Regions from separate parts of the Mus musculus genome. Here region 2 is linked to region 1. A link is a loop called in an ENCODE intact Hi-C map of the cell type or tissue named here. Cell type or tissue: heart. All regions are shown on one strand.

Region 1 (8,000 bases):
ATCAATCTCTCCAGCCCCTCTTTTTTTTTTTTTTTAACTTTTTATTTGGAGAGAGGGGCTAAATTATTCAGCCTAGCTACTTAGCTGGGATTGCAAATGTGACGCCCAGACCCAGCAAATGTTTTTCAGTTATCAAATTAGCAACAAACAAACAAACAAACCAGCCAACCAAGTTTTCAGAAGAGTGTCCACAGCTGTCTCTGCTCTGCTGGCATGGCTGTAAAGTGGTGCATTATTGTTGGAGAAAGAACTGTAAATGTCCATTAGAACTCAATGCTTACCGGCCATTTGATCAAATTAGTGTCATCTCTGGGGATTTATTTTTATGGAAATCCTAGCAAAAGTGAGCAAAGATAAACGCAGAGTTGTTGCTGGGCATAATGAAAGGCCAAAGGCGGCCGGGCAGATTTCTGAGCGGATTTCTGAGTTCGAGGCCAGCCTGGTCTACAAAGTGAGTTCCAGGACAGCCAGGACTATATAGAGAAACCCTGTCTCGAAAAACCAAAAAAAAAAAAGAAAGAAAGGCCAAAGGCTCCTAGGAGCCCGAGCAGGACTGGGCAGGGATTAAGTTCGAGCACCCGAGCACCACCACACCAGGCATGGCCTACACTTGTAATCCCAAGATTTGAGAGGCTTGTGATAGGAAGGAAGAGTGCTGTGGGTTCGAGGCCAGTCTATACTACATGGTAAGTTCCAGGCCAACCAACCTGGGCTATAGAATAAGATCCTGTATCAAACACACACATACACAGATACACACACACACACACAAAGTGACTAAGTGAGCTTGCCCACCAGGCTGATGGGGAAGCCTGGCTATGAAATTGATTTGAGGAAGGCAGAAAGCTGGCTAGCAATAGTTAGTGGAAGGCTGGCAGGAGAAAGAGTGGATTCAGCACAGCAGCTTACCAGATGGTCTCTTTCTCTTTTAATTAATCTATTCTATGTGTGTGGTTTGTGGGTATTTATTTATTTATTGAGACAGGGTTTCTCTGTGTAGCTCTGGCTGTCCTGGAACTCACTCTGTAGACCAGGCTAGCCTCAAACTTGGATAGCTGTCTGTCTCTGACTTCTGAGTGCTAGAATTAAGGTGTGTGACACCATCTCCTGGCTTATGTATGGGTGTTTTGTTTACATGTATGTCATCTGTGTACCATGTGTATGCCTGGTGTTTGTGGAGGCCAAAAGAGGACATTGGATCCCCTAATTGGAGTTAGAGATGGCTATGAGATACCATGTAGTATCTTCCTATGGAAGAGCAGCCAGTGCTCAGAACCACTGAGCCATCCTTCCAGTATCCTTATCAGATGATTTCTTTGAGGAAGAGAAGGACTGGGGGGTGGGGGGGGCAGAGTCTTTCCAGGGGGAGATAGATGCAGAGGAGGATGGGTGCAGGGGGAGGTGGGTGCAGGGGAAGGTGGGCACAGGGGGAGGTGGTGCAGGAGGGAATGGGTGCAGGGGGGATGGGCACAGGGGAAGGTGGGCACAGGGGGAGGTGGGTGCAGGGGGAAGGTGGTTGCAGGAGGAGGTGAGTTCAGAGGGGATGGGTGCAGGGGGGATGGGTGCAGGGGGAGGTGGGTCCAGGGGGAGGTGGGTGCAGGGAAGATGGGTGCAGGGGGGATGGGTACAGGGGGAGGTTGGTGCAGGGAGAGGTAGGTGCAGGGGAGGTGGGTGCAAGGGGAGATGGAGATGGGTGCAGGGGGGTGGCTTCAGGGGACCCCATGTTCCCATATTCCATCCTGGATACTGTTGCTGCTGACATCTGCTGGAATTTGCTTCATGGTGGAGATAACAAGAGACAGAAATCAGAAATCATACTGTGAGGAACTTGTGTGCTCCTCTGTCCCCAGTGCAAGGGGTCTGGCACAGAGTGGGAGCTCACTGAATACTTGAGAAAGAAAGAAGCAAAAAGGCAAAGGAGAGAGTAGAAAGGAAGGAGATGGCTCAAGGACCTTGGTGTCAGGATGCTTTGAGGGAGGCCTTTCAGGGGTGCTTCCTACTATGCCACCCCACCACTCTTCAGGTTTGCACACTCCTATGTGTACAGCAGGTTGGGGAGGGGTGCAGAGAGAAGGTTGTACCAGTTCAGTGGTTCAGACCTGGAGCCCCAGAACTCTAGGGAATGCCCAAGATAGAAACATGTACCAGGAGCTATTTCAGTCTTTCTAAATGCATGGAACAAACTAGCTAGCATTTGCTCAGGGGATGGTAGGCTGGGTATCTTTGGGGCCAGAATTACATCGTTCCTGGGACAGAAGAAAGCATGTGGCTCGTGTTTGTTGGCAGGGAGGACTAGCTTAGGGTAGACATCATCTGGAGATGCGCTTTTAGGGAACGGGTTTAGCCTCTTTTGGTGAAAGTTCCTTCAGTAAAATGAGGGCCATAAGAGCACCCCATTTATGGTGGTCACTGGAACAACTTGTCTACATGGAGTGCTTGGCGGCGAGCCTGGTAGGCCGAAGCAGCTAGTAGTTACTATCATTATTAATTCAGAGTAGGAAGTCTGGACATCCCGTGATAATCAAAAACTCTGATTGGAGCTCCATAGGTATTGATTAATAAGTAGTGGAAATGAATGAATTATTAATTATGGGCAGCTTGTTTGGAAGACAGGTTTCAAAGTCAGAAAGCTGCCTAGAGAAAAGTCCAGAGCTAGCAGGAGGAAGGCCAAGCCTTTTGTGAGGACCCCTGGATCTGGTGTTTTCCAGGATCTTCTCTCTCTCTCTCTCTCTCTCTCTCTCTCTCTCTCTCTCTCTCTCTCTCTCCATCCATCTTGGAACAATATCTTCTAAGCTTGAAGACCCATCTCTTGCCTCTTTGTTAGTTCCTAGGGTACTTCCCCTGGCCCTTGTTCTGCTCCATAGGCCTTGGAAGATTCTGTTGCAGCTCTCGATACACGGTGCTGTGAGTTTTTGAACCAACGACTCACAATCGCTCCTGCATGTACATCACTGTGAGCCCCCAGCTCACCCCTACCTCCCAGATCAGTAGGCTCTGGGTCTGTATTTCTCATATACTCTTAAGGATCCCTGAATCTGCTGGCTCCAGGAACCCACTTTGAAACCCACTGGAAACCATCGGTTTCCTGTGCTTCCCACAGCACCTATCTTCCCAGCTCCAAGAACTCCACGCCTCAATGGTTATTACATAGAAAAATGAAACTCAGCTGAGCCCATGCAAATCTGTACAAAGATTGCCCAAGGGCCTGTGTGCTGAGTTCCTGTTGGCTCACCTTTCCCTCTCCTGGCCCCTAAAGAGTTTCCAAGGGTACGCTTTGCTTCCTTTTAGAGCTGAAGAGAGCCCAAGAAGCTGCCTGGTTTGTTCAGGGCTCCTGGGAGGCATACTAAACCGGCAATTATGAGCAGCTAGAAGCAGGAGTCTGAGTGTATCCGGAAGTGCCTGTGTCTTAGGTTATAGCACCCTCTGGTGCCAAGAGCTCAGGTCAGCACTTGGCACTAGTAAGGCAGGTGAAAGAGGGTTGGTAAGGGAGCCCCTAGCTGACCTCCCAGCCTCCTGCTTTTCCCTCTTGACCTCACCCATGTTACCACCCAGCCTTGGCTACACTTCATTTGCCCCTCCCTTAGTTTAAGCCCTACCTGTGTCTTTCCGCCGCCTCTGAGACAAAGGACTTCTGTCAATGTCCCTAGGTATTTACTGGCTGGGGGCACTTCTGTTTGCCACCTTGGTGGCACAAAAGTACCTGCTTGAAGACTCTGATCCTTCCTGAGGGCATGAGGTTTTTGGAGGTCCTGACTCAATTTGGGTATCTCTATACATGGCTTACGGAATCTAAAAAGGCTATTTATCCTCTGTAAAACAAACTAGAGTCTCCAGTACCATTCATTAGACACTGACCCTACTGCAGGGTGTACAGGGGAGGGATGATAAAGGAGACAAAGGTCTTAGCGTCTGAGTGCCTGCTCTGGTGGGCAGGAAGGTAAGAAGCAGGATATATTACATCCTGGTCAGCAGTGGTGAGTGCAGGCAAGGAACAGAGGCCAGAGATGAGGCCATCCCAGGCAGTGCTGTTAAGGGAATCCTCACCGGTGAAGTGAGATTTGGGTAAAGACCCAGACAAGAACCTCTCACGGGCATCAGGGGAAGCCATTGCAAAGACCCTGCAAGTTTCACTTCCTCAAGGGCCAGCAGGAAGGCCAGCGGCTTAGAGGCAGGAGGCTGAAGTGAGGATTCTTTGTGAGGATTCTAAAGTGAAAGCTCCTTTAGGGGTGGTAATGGGGGCTTTGGGGAAGGCAAACAAACTGTTGTGTAATGTAAATAAAATCCTGCTGAGAGTTCCCAAAGGGCAGCTTGAGAACTTAAGTTCAAACAGGGTTGTCCACAGCAGGGTTAGGAGACTCACTAACTCCTGCCCATCAGCCCCTGGTGTCGGCCCCTCCCAGGGACTCAAGGCCTCTTGGGCACTGGCAGTCGGCAGAAAAGGCACACACAGAATGAGGGGAAGGGGAAAGGGAGGCTCCAGGTTAACACATCTACTCTAGTTAAGGAGGCAGAATCAAAGGTCTACTCACCTCAGGAGGGGAGAACAGAGGTCTTAGAAGCAGCTCAGGAGTCAACATCTGACTTCTCTCAAAGAGGCAACAGGCAGATTCGCAGACAGGTCGTTAGGGAATGTGTGCTGGAGGTCTCTGAGAAAGCAGGCACTGTCCTAATAGAGGCATTACATCTTCCGCCTTGCTGTTCCTCTCTTGCCTGGAATGTGAACCTGGGGCCTGAGGTAATGTAGTCATCTTGTAACCAGGAGGTCAGGAGGAGGTGAATTTCAAAAGAGAAGTTTCCTGTTAAGCCCGGCAAAGCAGAGAAACAGAAGACTCAAGCTCCTCATGGAGTTCTGTGACAGCACCAGCCTGGGATGCCTAGCTCTAGACTCTGTGTGTGTGTGTGTGTGTGTGTGTGTGTGTGTGTGTGTGTGTGTGTGTGTGTAAAAGTCATAACCACCTATTTGATGAAGATATTGGCTTCGGGGTATACTCCCTCCAAAGAGCGTATGTCTGTCTACCGGCTTCCCACCTGAAATAATGACCTGCTCACATTTAGCCACTGGATAGTATAAGTCTTCCTCAAGTTTGCCAATCCTCTATGTGAAAAGGTCTATTTTGCTTTACTGAGCAATTGTTTAGTTATGAAGGGTTTTGTTGTTGTGATTGTTTGTAGTGTGTGTGAGAGAGAGACAGAGACAGACAGACAGAGAGAGCGAGAGTGAGAGCGAGAGAGAGAGAGAGAGAGAGAGAGAGAGAGAGTCTTAACTTTGAACTTCCAACCTTCCTGTCTCTATCTCTCCTGTTTTTGGGAACTATGTATCACCACCCTGAGTTTATGTGATGCCAGGGGTGGGAGGGGCCAGGGTGGGTCTGGGTTCTGGGTGCATGCACAACCTTCACTCTGAGCCACATTCTCAGCCTCCCACTAAATTTTATTCATTCCTTAATTCAATAATTAATTTGTGGGACTGGGTGTGGTGGCACACACCTTTAGTCCCAGCGCTGGGGAGGCACAGGCAAGTGCCCTTAAACTCTACAAGTTCAAGGCCAGGTTGGTCTACAGAGTGAGTTTCAGGCCAGCCAGGAATACACAGAGAGACCTTGTTTCAAAACAAACTAAAGATAGCATCTTGATAAGTTTGAACTCACTATGGCAACCCTGACTTCAAACTGGTTTCAAACTTGTGACTCTCCTGCTTCAGTCTCCAGACTAGTAGAGTTATAAGTGTTCATCTCTACTCCTTGCTTCTTGAACATTGGAATGTTTTTTGGATATTTGTTTATGTGATCTGTGTGTTTCTGGGCCCCATTTATTGTTATGCAGAGGTACAAGAAAGAAAGAAAGAAAGAAAGAAAGAAAGAAGGAAAGAAAGAAAGAAAGAAAGAAAGAAAGAGAAAGGAAAAGGAAAGGAAAGAAGAGAAAAGGAGAGGAGAGAGGAGAGAAGAGAAGAGAAGAGAAGAGAAGAGAAGAGAAGAGAAGAGAAGAGAAGAGAAGAGAAGAGAAGAGAAGAGAAGAGAAGAGAAGAGAAGAGAAGAGAGGCGAGGCTGTGGACATTTCTGCAGTTATTGAACCTGCAGTTTAACTTAGCACAGTTTCTTCTTATTTGGCTACAGTGCATGCTTTGTTCTGGAATCCCAATTTCCATTAATTAGGACACAGCTTTCTACTGAGTGGGCCATGAATGAGCCAGAGGCACACTGGTCTATTCAACTCCTGGAGATTTGCCACAGATGGGAATATATTTAGGTAGTATGAGATGGCTCTCTCTAGAAACACACTGAGTTTGAGTTCAGTATTGATCATTTTAGCATTTTGGTTTTACTCAAAACCTGCTTCTGGGAAGCCTCTGTCATGATCATGAGCACACCCCTTACACCTCTGTCACACAGCAGACTGTCCAGGTGGTTGGCTGATCTGGTCCCCTGCAACAGTTTGTAAGTTAGTGTAAGACACTGGCATTCAAGCTGGGCAGAGTGGCTCACACAAAGAGTTCCAGGCCAGCCAGGACTACAAAGAGAAATACTGTCTCAAAATAACAACAGCAACAAAAAGTTCAGCTTTCAGAGATATTGCCAATGGTGGTTTTAGTTTTTCAGATTTTCTTTTCTTTTTTTCTTTTTCTTTTGACTTTGTGGTTATTCTAGAAATACTATAGAATTTAATTAATTGCAGAAATCTCTTTTGTTACTTTATAGTCTGTAATAGTACGCCTATTTGCCTTTTGAATGTGGTGCAATACTTTGCTTCAATTTTGACATGATAGAAAGACTTTGCTTTAAAAAAAAACAAAGCAAACCTCTGTCTGTCATCAGCATCAGCAGAGTGTGAAGAGACCAGACAGAGCCACCCTCCACTGCTTCATTCTAAAATGGGTGGACTGTCCAAAGAACAGTTTTTTTTGGGGGGGGGGTGTTGCTGTTGCTTGTTTGTTTGTTTGTTGTTTTTTCTTTTGAGAAAGGGTTTCTCTGTAGTCCCAGCTATCTGGAACTTGCTCTGTAAACCAGGCTGGACTCAAACTCATAGAGATCTGCCTGCCTCTGCCTCCCAAGTGCTAGGATTAAAGGGTGTGCTGGTCTGTGATATCCGTGGGGATTTTGGGGGCTCTAACCTGCCCAGAGTGGCCAAAGAGTTTCACTCTCCAAAGGGGAGGGGGAGTCGGATCAAAGCTCTGGGAAGGTGGGGGTGGGAGACAGGACACTACAGGCTGGCAGGGCACAGCTGGGAGGCAGGGTGAAGCAGGTGGCTAGGAGCCAAGGTGGGGCCACCAAGCTAGAAGTGACTGAACTAGGCTAGAGCGGTTTCCAGCAAGGAAAGCTTCCGGAGAGAATTCTCTTCCCTAAAGATAGATACTCTCATCTTTGATGAAATGACTCGTGCATTTTATTCCTTGTGGATAGGACCTTATATACATTTTGGGGTGGGTTGGTCTTGCGCGCGCTCGACTGGCCAGGAAGAACGATGCTGCAACAGGATCCTTCTGCACATGTTTATTGGGAGAGCTTGATTGTAGAGGCGAGAAGACCCCGAGCCCAGAACTGGTGCTGCTTATATAGGCCTAGGAGAGGCGTGTCTCACATCTGATTGGTTAACTTGTCTCTCATCTTGGCAAAAGAACCTTCACTGCCTATGTATGTGTGGTGGCCAGCAGTAGCCAACTGCCACTCTGCAACTGCCACTCTGCAATGGCTTCCCACAGGTTGAGGTCTAAAGCAGATGCTTTCTATTGTCTTGGTCTGAGATGTTAGGGGTGCCTCATCTGCATGTGAAGGGGCTTCAGGTGTTGCCCCTACATGACTGATTGTCACAGCCCTCAACATGGGGTGTCATGCTCCAGGGTAGGAACCTGGACAGGTGTAGATGGAAGGCCTGCCGTTCTCAGATACGAGAATTACTGGGGTTTCTGAATCTGCTCAACTTTACCAAGTATTCTGTCTGGTGGCACAGTCCACTGCCCCACAGGCATGTGACACCACCACCTGACCCAAAGAACAGTTTTGTCA
Region 2 (8,000 bases), 320 kb before region 1:
CTGCCATGGACTCCTCGGCCAGGTACACTGCTGACCAAAGCAGCAGAGCCCTGAGAGTTGGGGCTGAAACCTCTGATGAGGAAAGCCAAAACAAATCTTCCTACTTTAAAACTGATGATCTCCGTGTTTTGCTACAGCTACAGAAAGCCATCTAGTGCAGTCACTTGAGCTCAATGTAATTCTCTGGAATAGGGTAGAAACAGCTTACTTCTGCTTTCTTAGAAGAGGCCACAGGAGGGACCAGGGTTGCGGCTCAGTTAGCAGATGCTTGCTTAGCCTCCAGCAAAGCCCTGGGTTTAATCTCCAGCATCATGGAAACCCCAAGCACTGTGGTACCTGCACTGGAGAGGCAGGGGCAGGAGGATCAGAAGTACAAGGCCACTGATGACGTCATAGTGAGTTAGAGCCAGCCTGGACTACATGAGACCCTTTCCCAAAATACAAAGCAAAAACAATTCACAGAGCATATGTGTTTAGACTGTAGAATGCCCTAAGTAGTATTTGACATGTAAATTCTAGGCCCTGATTAACCACTCCCACCCACTGAAACCTGTGTCCCCATCATGGGGACATAAATGCAAAGAATTGCTTATTTTATCTATTTTACTTGTATTCTTGTATTCAGTTTTTCCCAGTTTCTCTCATTATTGTTGAAATATGCTTAGCATATAATCTGCCTTTTTTTTTTCCTCAGGGAGATCTGGATCAAATCTTCATTATTTTCAGTGTCCAGGTCACTGGTGTTGGTGTACAGCTGTCTCTGTCTGTAATTCTGTCCATCTCACAAGAACCGAAACTCCCCTGTGGCATCACTTCCTGCTCCTCCCAGGTCCTAGCAAGTCACTTAGTGGGGTCACACTGCTCTTATCTTTTTGTGACTGGCTTACTTTACAGAGTATCCTTAATTCTCATTAGCACAGTCAAATGTGTCAGAACTTCCTGTTTCACAATGGGACAGAATTTTATTCTATGGGAAGCACACATCTGGCTTACCCATTCATCTGTCAATGGGCCCTTGGATTTTGCCCATGTTTTATATATTGTGACTGACACTACTGTGGAACCTGGATGTGCAAATGTCTCCTCGAAACCCCACTTTCAATTGTTTTGGGTATGAACCCAGAAAAAGTGTGGTCCCACGTTCCACCTCACTGCCCGGGTGTGTGAACTCTACTCAGGCAGAAGAACCATAGAACGCTAGGCTGTATTTTACCCTACACCGACAGCAGGTGATGGGCTTGCAGGAAGCTCCAATGCACTGCTCAAGGGGTAGGAGAATGCAGCCTAGGAGGGGACCTCAGCCAAGCTGAGGCTGAACGAAGAGTTGAGGAGTCGGGGGTTCCCAAGCTCCTGGGCATACAAACGGCCCTGGGCCTGTGAAGAGGTCAGGGGGTGGGGAGGGGGTGGGGGTATGGGAGAGGGAACTCAGGTTTAGCTTAGTGGCAACTGTCCAGGATGGAGGAGGGATCTTGTGCTGGAGACTCAGGCTGCAGCTCTGTGCAACAAAGGCTTCCTCCCTCCCTCCCTCCCTCCCTCCCTCCCTCCCTCCCTCCCTCCCTCCCTCCCTCCCTCCCTTCTTGATAAGAGAGGCAGTCCTTGGTTCCATTGATTATTCATCGTGGAGACTAGGGACATACCCTTTCCTCAGGGTGGACCAGAGATTTTGCATACCTTTTGCAGGAAGGAACTTAGTCTGGGAAGGGAAGCTTCATTGGCCAAACCCTCAGGGTCCATCTAGATACCTCATTAGCGTGCAGAACTTTGTGTTTTGTGCTAGGCCACGTTCTTCTGTGTGGAGTTGTGGTCACGTGTTCCAGGCCAGGAATCTGGTCAGGAGTAGGGAACTCCTACTGTCCTCAGGTGGATGCCAGCGGTTCTGAACCCACTCAACCTTACCAAGTTTCCTGGCACAGTCCACTGCCCCACAAAAAAGAATTATTGGACCTTTGGTCTTCTAATATTCTGAGTACCTGCCTGCCATACTCTATTGCTTTCAATTTCCACCCACAAAGCATCAGAGTTCCAATTTCTTTTAGTCCTTATAATGTTTATTGTTTTCCATGCATTGATATTGATAGTGGCCATCTCTATAGGTATGAAGCAGTGTCTCACGGTAACTTTGATTTACATTGCACTAATAATTAGTGGTGTTGGGCAAACACCACTAATTAGTGCACTGGCAAACATATTAGCCTATTTGTGTATCTTTGATTTTTTGGTTTTTTTGTTTTGCCTTTTTGTTGTTGTTGTTGTTGTTCTGTTTGAGACAAGATCTTGCTTATTTATTTATTTTAAGATAGAATTTCGCTGTGTAGCCCTAGCTGATCAGGAACTTACTCTGTAGACCAGGCTGGCCTCAGACTCAGACATCTGCCAGCTGATGCCTCCTGAGTGCTAGGATTAAAGGTGTGTACCACCATGCTCAGCTCCATTTTATTCTCTTGAGACTGGGTCTCTAACTGAACCTGGAACTCACTGGTTTTGGCTAGACTGGCTGGCCAGTAAGCTCCATCTCTCATATGTACAGTGTGTTACATGCGCTGCTTCCCCCATACACATAAGCAAATGTAAGAACATTTTAAAAAGATCTCTAAGGGGGACTGGAGTGACAGCTCAGCAGTTAAGAAACTGGATGCTCTTCTAGAGGGCAACAGTAAAGTATGTGCTGCAAATCTACAGACACAGACAAAATATGTATACACAGAATTGTAAAACTCTCTATGATAGTACCCAGCACTGGGGCACTGGATTATGGGCTGTCAGTCTAATCTTCCACCATATAAAACCACTCAATGCATACACAGCATAGGAGAAATTCAAGATCCCTCTGGGTCACTGACATTTCTCAGACACAGGTAAGGAAGGGACTTTTTATCAACAGTATTCATTTATTAGTATCATTCATTCAGGCACTCATTTTGCAGGGCTGAGGATTGAACCCAGGGCCTTCCATATGCTAGGCCAACATTCCACCATTGAGCTACATCCCTAACCACATGAGATAATTTTATAAAACCTACAAAAAAATATGGTTTTGTTGAAGGGATGATTTAAAAAAACACCCACAACAACAACAAAACCCAGAGTCTTACGTAGCCCAGGCTAGGTCAAACGTGCTATGAAACTCCTGATCTTCCAGCCTCTGCCTCCAGAGTGCTGGGATTACAGGTGTGCACTACCACACTCAGTCAGAGGAGACAATAATATTCTTCTTCTTATTATTATTATTGATACAGGATCTCATTATGTCACCCTGGCTGGCCTGGAACTCTCTCTGCAGATCAGACTGGCCTTGAGTTTGCAGAGACCCTGCCTCTGCTTCCAGAGTGCTGGAATTAAAGGCATATCCCACCACAGCCTGTCTGATATTTTAGGACTAGCCTAGATCTTCATTCCTGGGTCCTGGAAGATATCCTTTACCAATCTATGCAATTTCTAGGCAAACATACAGACATAAAGCAGTCAAGACTGCGAGCCCCCACTCTACCAGCCATACAGGTGACACTAGCTAGTGAGCTATGCTAGGCTTTATTTATAAAGGAGCTGGCGGCCACAGTTTGGCAACCTCTTCACAATCCCCTCTCATAGTTATTATTGGCACAGGTGTTGGTCTCATGTGCAGTTCTCAGTGACTCACTTTCGGCAGTCGGTGGAATCTTCAGCGAGGCCTTTTCTTTGGCAGGTTGCTCCTCCCTACTCCGTGAACATTGATGCTTCAACAGCCAGTTTGCTTTTGAAACTGTCTCACCATGTAGCCCTGGTTGATCTGAAACTTCCTATGACTGGGCTGACCTTAAACTCAGAGATCCACCTTCCCATGTCTCCTGAGTGCTGGGACTAAGGGCAGGAGTCACAGTATCCAACCTTGATAAGCCAGTCTTCTGTCATTGTCCCCTCACACCACATGGGCCTGGGGCTGAACTATGGACACTGTGTGACTGATGATGGCTAAATGTGCTGCTATAGTTTTTTGTTTTTGTTTTTGTTTTTTGTTTTGTCAACTTGACACAAGCTGGAGTCATCTGAGAAGAGGGACTCTCAATTGAGAAGACTCCATTAGATTAGCCTGTAGTTCGTTTTTTGTTTTTTTGTTTTTTTTCCTTTTTGTTTGTTTGTTCTCGTCTACCAAAGCTTCAGTCTTTTCAAATGGCTCCTGGCCAGGAATTCCCCGGGAGCAGGATTTGGAACGGATAGTAGTCTCCATCCTATACCATAGACTCCTGTTTTCAGACAACATTTTGAAAATAGGCATTACGGGGGTATAATTACAGATGTAATGTACTCTTTCTGTTGTTTTGCTTGGGGGAGGGTAGGGTGTGGCTAGGTAACCTAGACTATCCTTGAACACTTGATCCTCATACATCAGTTTCCCAAGTGCTGGAATTACAAGCCTAAGCCACCACACTTAGTTTACTAATTGACGTTCCCCACGCCCCCTGCAAATTAGTCTTGAATGTTCTAAAATTTCATGTAATGAAGGCATTTACCCTTTGTGTAATACCTTTCCTTCAGCACGCACATGTTGTTGTCATTTTGACACTTCATCCCTGCTGTTGCTTTTGCAAGCACAGTAGTGTCCTATGGTTGCCCATCTCAATATGCCACAGGTGGATTTTCCCCCACTGTGGGTAGATGTGACAGTTATACATCTGTTACTTCTTCCAATCTTCCTTCCGTTGCCTGTTCTGTCATAGTTCCTTAAAGGTAGTGGTTTTTAACCTTCCTAAAATTGTGACCCGTTAATAGAGTTCCTCATGTTGTGGTGACCCCCCAACCATAAAATACTTAGGCGACTAACAGATGACGCCCCAAAAAGGGTCGACCCACAGGTTAAGAGCAGCGGCTTCAAGTTTCTTTCAATGAGAGCACGACATTTTGTCAGTAGATGGCGCTGCAGAGCCATTGCAGCAGGAAGGAACTTGCATTTCCTTCTGGTGAGTTGTTTTACTCTCCCCGTCTGTGCCAACAGCACATGCATGGGCTATCTGTTTGTGTTTTGCCCCGACTACATGTCCCCATCACATTAACACCTATAAAGATACAACCCTAGTCCAGAGCCGCCTTGAACAATGCTCCCAATGAGGACACTGCCCATCTCAGCTGGCCCGGACATGGACATTCGTGACTCCTGTGTGCCAAGTCTCAGCTTCTGCTCCAGGGTGCTTCCAACACCAGGTCTTGCACCATTCTGTGTGCAAGTAGGTTCATGACTATTCTGGGCACTCGTGTTTCTTCTACCAAGGCTAGCCTTTGTAGCACAGCCGACTTCTTACATTATCGTACATGTTTGCTAACAGGTTTGCGTCACAGCTTTAGGAAGAGTCCCACCTTCCAATTTGTTTCTTTGGGTATCTTCCTTCAGCTTTAGGATAGTCCTTAGGTCATTTTGAACTCGGGGCCTTGTGCGTGCTAGGCAAGTACTCTACCACTGAAGGATACCAGGCTTTTCCCTCTCCTTTTACATCTTCATAGCTGCTCCAATGCTAAATTGATGTGTTTTTCTTTTGTTATTATCTTTTCTTGAGACAAGGTCTCCTATGTAGCCCAGGCTGGCCATGAACTTACCATGATTCTCCTACATCTACTTTGAAGTGTTTGGATTACAGGCATGAGCCTACTAAACTGGCTGGTTTGTTTTAACATTTCCTTCTTAAGCTGGGCATAGTGAGGTATCCCTGGCCTCAGGTTAAACTACACATTGAGTTCCAAAACAGCTTGGGTCACAGTAAAAACATGTCTTAGAAAGAAAAAAAAAAAAAAACGGAATTAATTATATGATTACTTAATAAAGTCCCTCTTTCAAATTTCTACGTGGTTTCAATATTTGGACTGCACTGTAACAGACAGTTTGTAAGTTTGTTTCCATTTGGGGCTTTCATGAGTGGATAAAGCTGTTTTGGATGTTCTCGCCTTTGGGAAGTTGTCTTGTCTTTTCCTCCTTTCTTTCCTTTCTTTCTTTCTATCTTTCTTTCTTTCTTTCTTTTTTCCTTCCTTCCTTCCTTCCTTCCTTCCTTCCTTTCTTTCTTTCTTTCTTTCTTTCCTTCTTTCCTAGAACACTCCCATGTTATTTATTTTTTTTTTGTTTGTTTGTTTTTGAGAAAAGGTCTCACTGTGATGCTCTGGCTGGTCTGGATCTTTTTTTTTTTTTGTAAAATTTAAAATTTTATTGATTTAAATACACCAGCCATTTATAAAATCATGATAATAATTAAATTACAAAATGAGAAAAAGCAAAAGCAAAATCAGCCCACCAAAAGTATAATGGAGCATAGCAAGCAAAATGTTCAGGATTTTATAAGAACAGATCATGCATGTTACTTAATATTAGCACTGACCATTCATTCAGCTCCAGTTAAATATCATTCAACTCAAGGAAGAGCGTCAACAGATGCATTTCTGGGGAATGTGCTATTGCATGTTAATGACCAAATAGTGAGTACATTATCTATTAATAACAAAAATAATCATTATGGGAAAGCATAGTTTAAGTCCCTAACACAGAGTATGAAGGCTGCTGAGAATCAGGTCATAGGCACATTTGCAGCTGAACTTATGCATTGCGTTGTGCACAGCTGCCCTTCAATTATTTCAACTCTTACCTGTGAGTTGCTTGCTTCTAACTGCGCGCATAATGTACTGCTATTCCCACGGTGTCCAGAGGCTGAGGCCACACCCAGGTAGATACTCTCTCACTTAAAACCAAGAAGTAGAAGAATTTTGGATCTTCCGTTCTTGTGACTTAAAATTAGGACTCGGTTAATTTTTTATTAATCTTAGAACCTATTTTCAAACAAGTTCAATCCCATGTTACTTCCGGTTTTGACAGTAGTTATCCATACATAAGTAGAACTTTCTTCGTTCCGTGTTAGGTGGATTTGGGGTTAAAAATTCATTTTTCCAACCATGTGGAGTGATTAATTGCCATTTCTTTTTGTTTGTTTATTTTGTTTGTAGAACATGATTTTAATATTTTCAACTGCTAATATTCAACAAACTAATTATTTTAAGATATATTTTGTTGTTATGTCTCACTTTTCATTTCTGATTTTATTAATTTGGATCCTGTCTCTGTGCCCTCTGGTTAGTCTGGATAAGGGTTTATCTATCTTGTTGATTTTCTCAAAGAACCAGCTCCTGGTTTTGTGGATTCTTTGAATAGTTCTTTTTGTTTCTATTTGGTTGATTTCAGCCCTGAGTTTGATTACTTCCTGACATCTCTTGGGTGTATTTGCTTTTTTTGTTGTTCTAGAGCTTTCAGGTGTTGCTGTCAAGCTGCTAGTGTAAGCTCTCTTCAGTTTCTATTTGGAGGTGCTTAGAGCTATGAGTTTTCCTCTTACCACTGTTTTCATTGTGTCCCATAAGTTTTGGTATGATGCATCTTCATCATCATTAAATTCTAAAAAGCCTTTAATTTCTTTAGTTCTTCCTTGACCAAGTTATCATTGAGTAGAAAGGTGTTCAGCTTCCATGCGTATGTGTGCTTTCTGTTCTTTTTGTTGGATTTAAGACCAGCCTTAGTCCATGGTGATGTGATAGGTTGCATGGGATTATTTCAAACTTCTTGTATCTGTTGAGGCCTGTTTTGTGACCAGTTATATGGTCAGCTTTGGAGAAGGTACTGTGAAGTGCTGAGAAGAAGGTATATTCTTTTGCTTTATGAAATGTTCTATAAATATCTGTTAGATCCATTTGGCTCATAACTTCTCTGAGTTTCACTGTGTCTCTGTTTAGTTTCTGTCTCCATGATCTGTCCATTGCTGAGACTGGGGTGTTGAAGTCTCCCGCTATTATTCTGTGGGGTGCGATGTGTGCTTTGAGCTTTAGTAAACTTTCTTTTATGAATGTGGGTGCCCTTGCATTTGCAGCATAGATGTTCAGAATTGAGAGTACATCTTGGTAGGTTTTTTTTTCTTTGACCAGTATGAAGTGTCCTTCCTTATCTTTTTTGATAACTTTTGGTTGAAAGTTCAGCTTGTTTCTTGGGACCATTTACTTGGAAA

Evidence for each region. Hi-C counts contacts between places; a loop is a spot of excess contacts. Peaks named below come from ENCODE experiments on the same cell type or tissue, not always from the same donor. Only the 100,000 strongest peaks of a DNase experiment are listed, where the experiment ranks them.
Region 2: it touches region 1 in a loop (3-fold over the local background); 17 of 42 quality-filtered maps call a loop at or near these places.

Annotation. Positions count from the first base shown.
Region 1 is chr4:120,585,382-120,593,381 of GRCm38, reverse strand. It overlaps Gm8439 (predicted gene 8439), which reads right to left and starts at 4,637. Exons shown (of 3, transcript NM_001101603.1): 1 at 4,530-4,637. The coding sequence starts at 4,577. In heart, a CTCF peak has its summit at 3,436 (motif pointing left); a DNase peak (open chromatin) is centred at 3,431; H3K27ac peaks cover 989 bases; H3K27me3 peaks cover 1,272 bases.
Region 2 is chr4:120,906,903-120,914,902 of GRCm38, reverse strand. No RefSeq gene overlaps it. Among named protein-coding and RNA genes, the nearest start is that of Exo5, 14 kb to the left of the region's middle. In heart, CTCF peaks have their summits at 4,680 and 4,883 (motif pointing right); no DNase peak of the experiment used is centred here.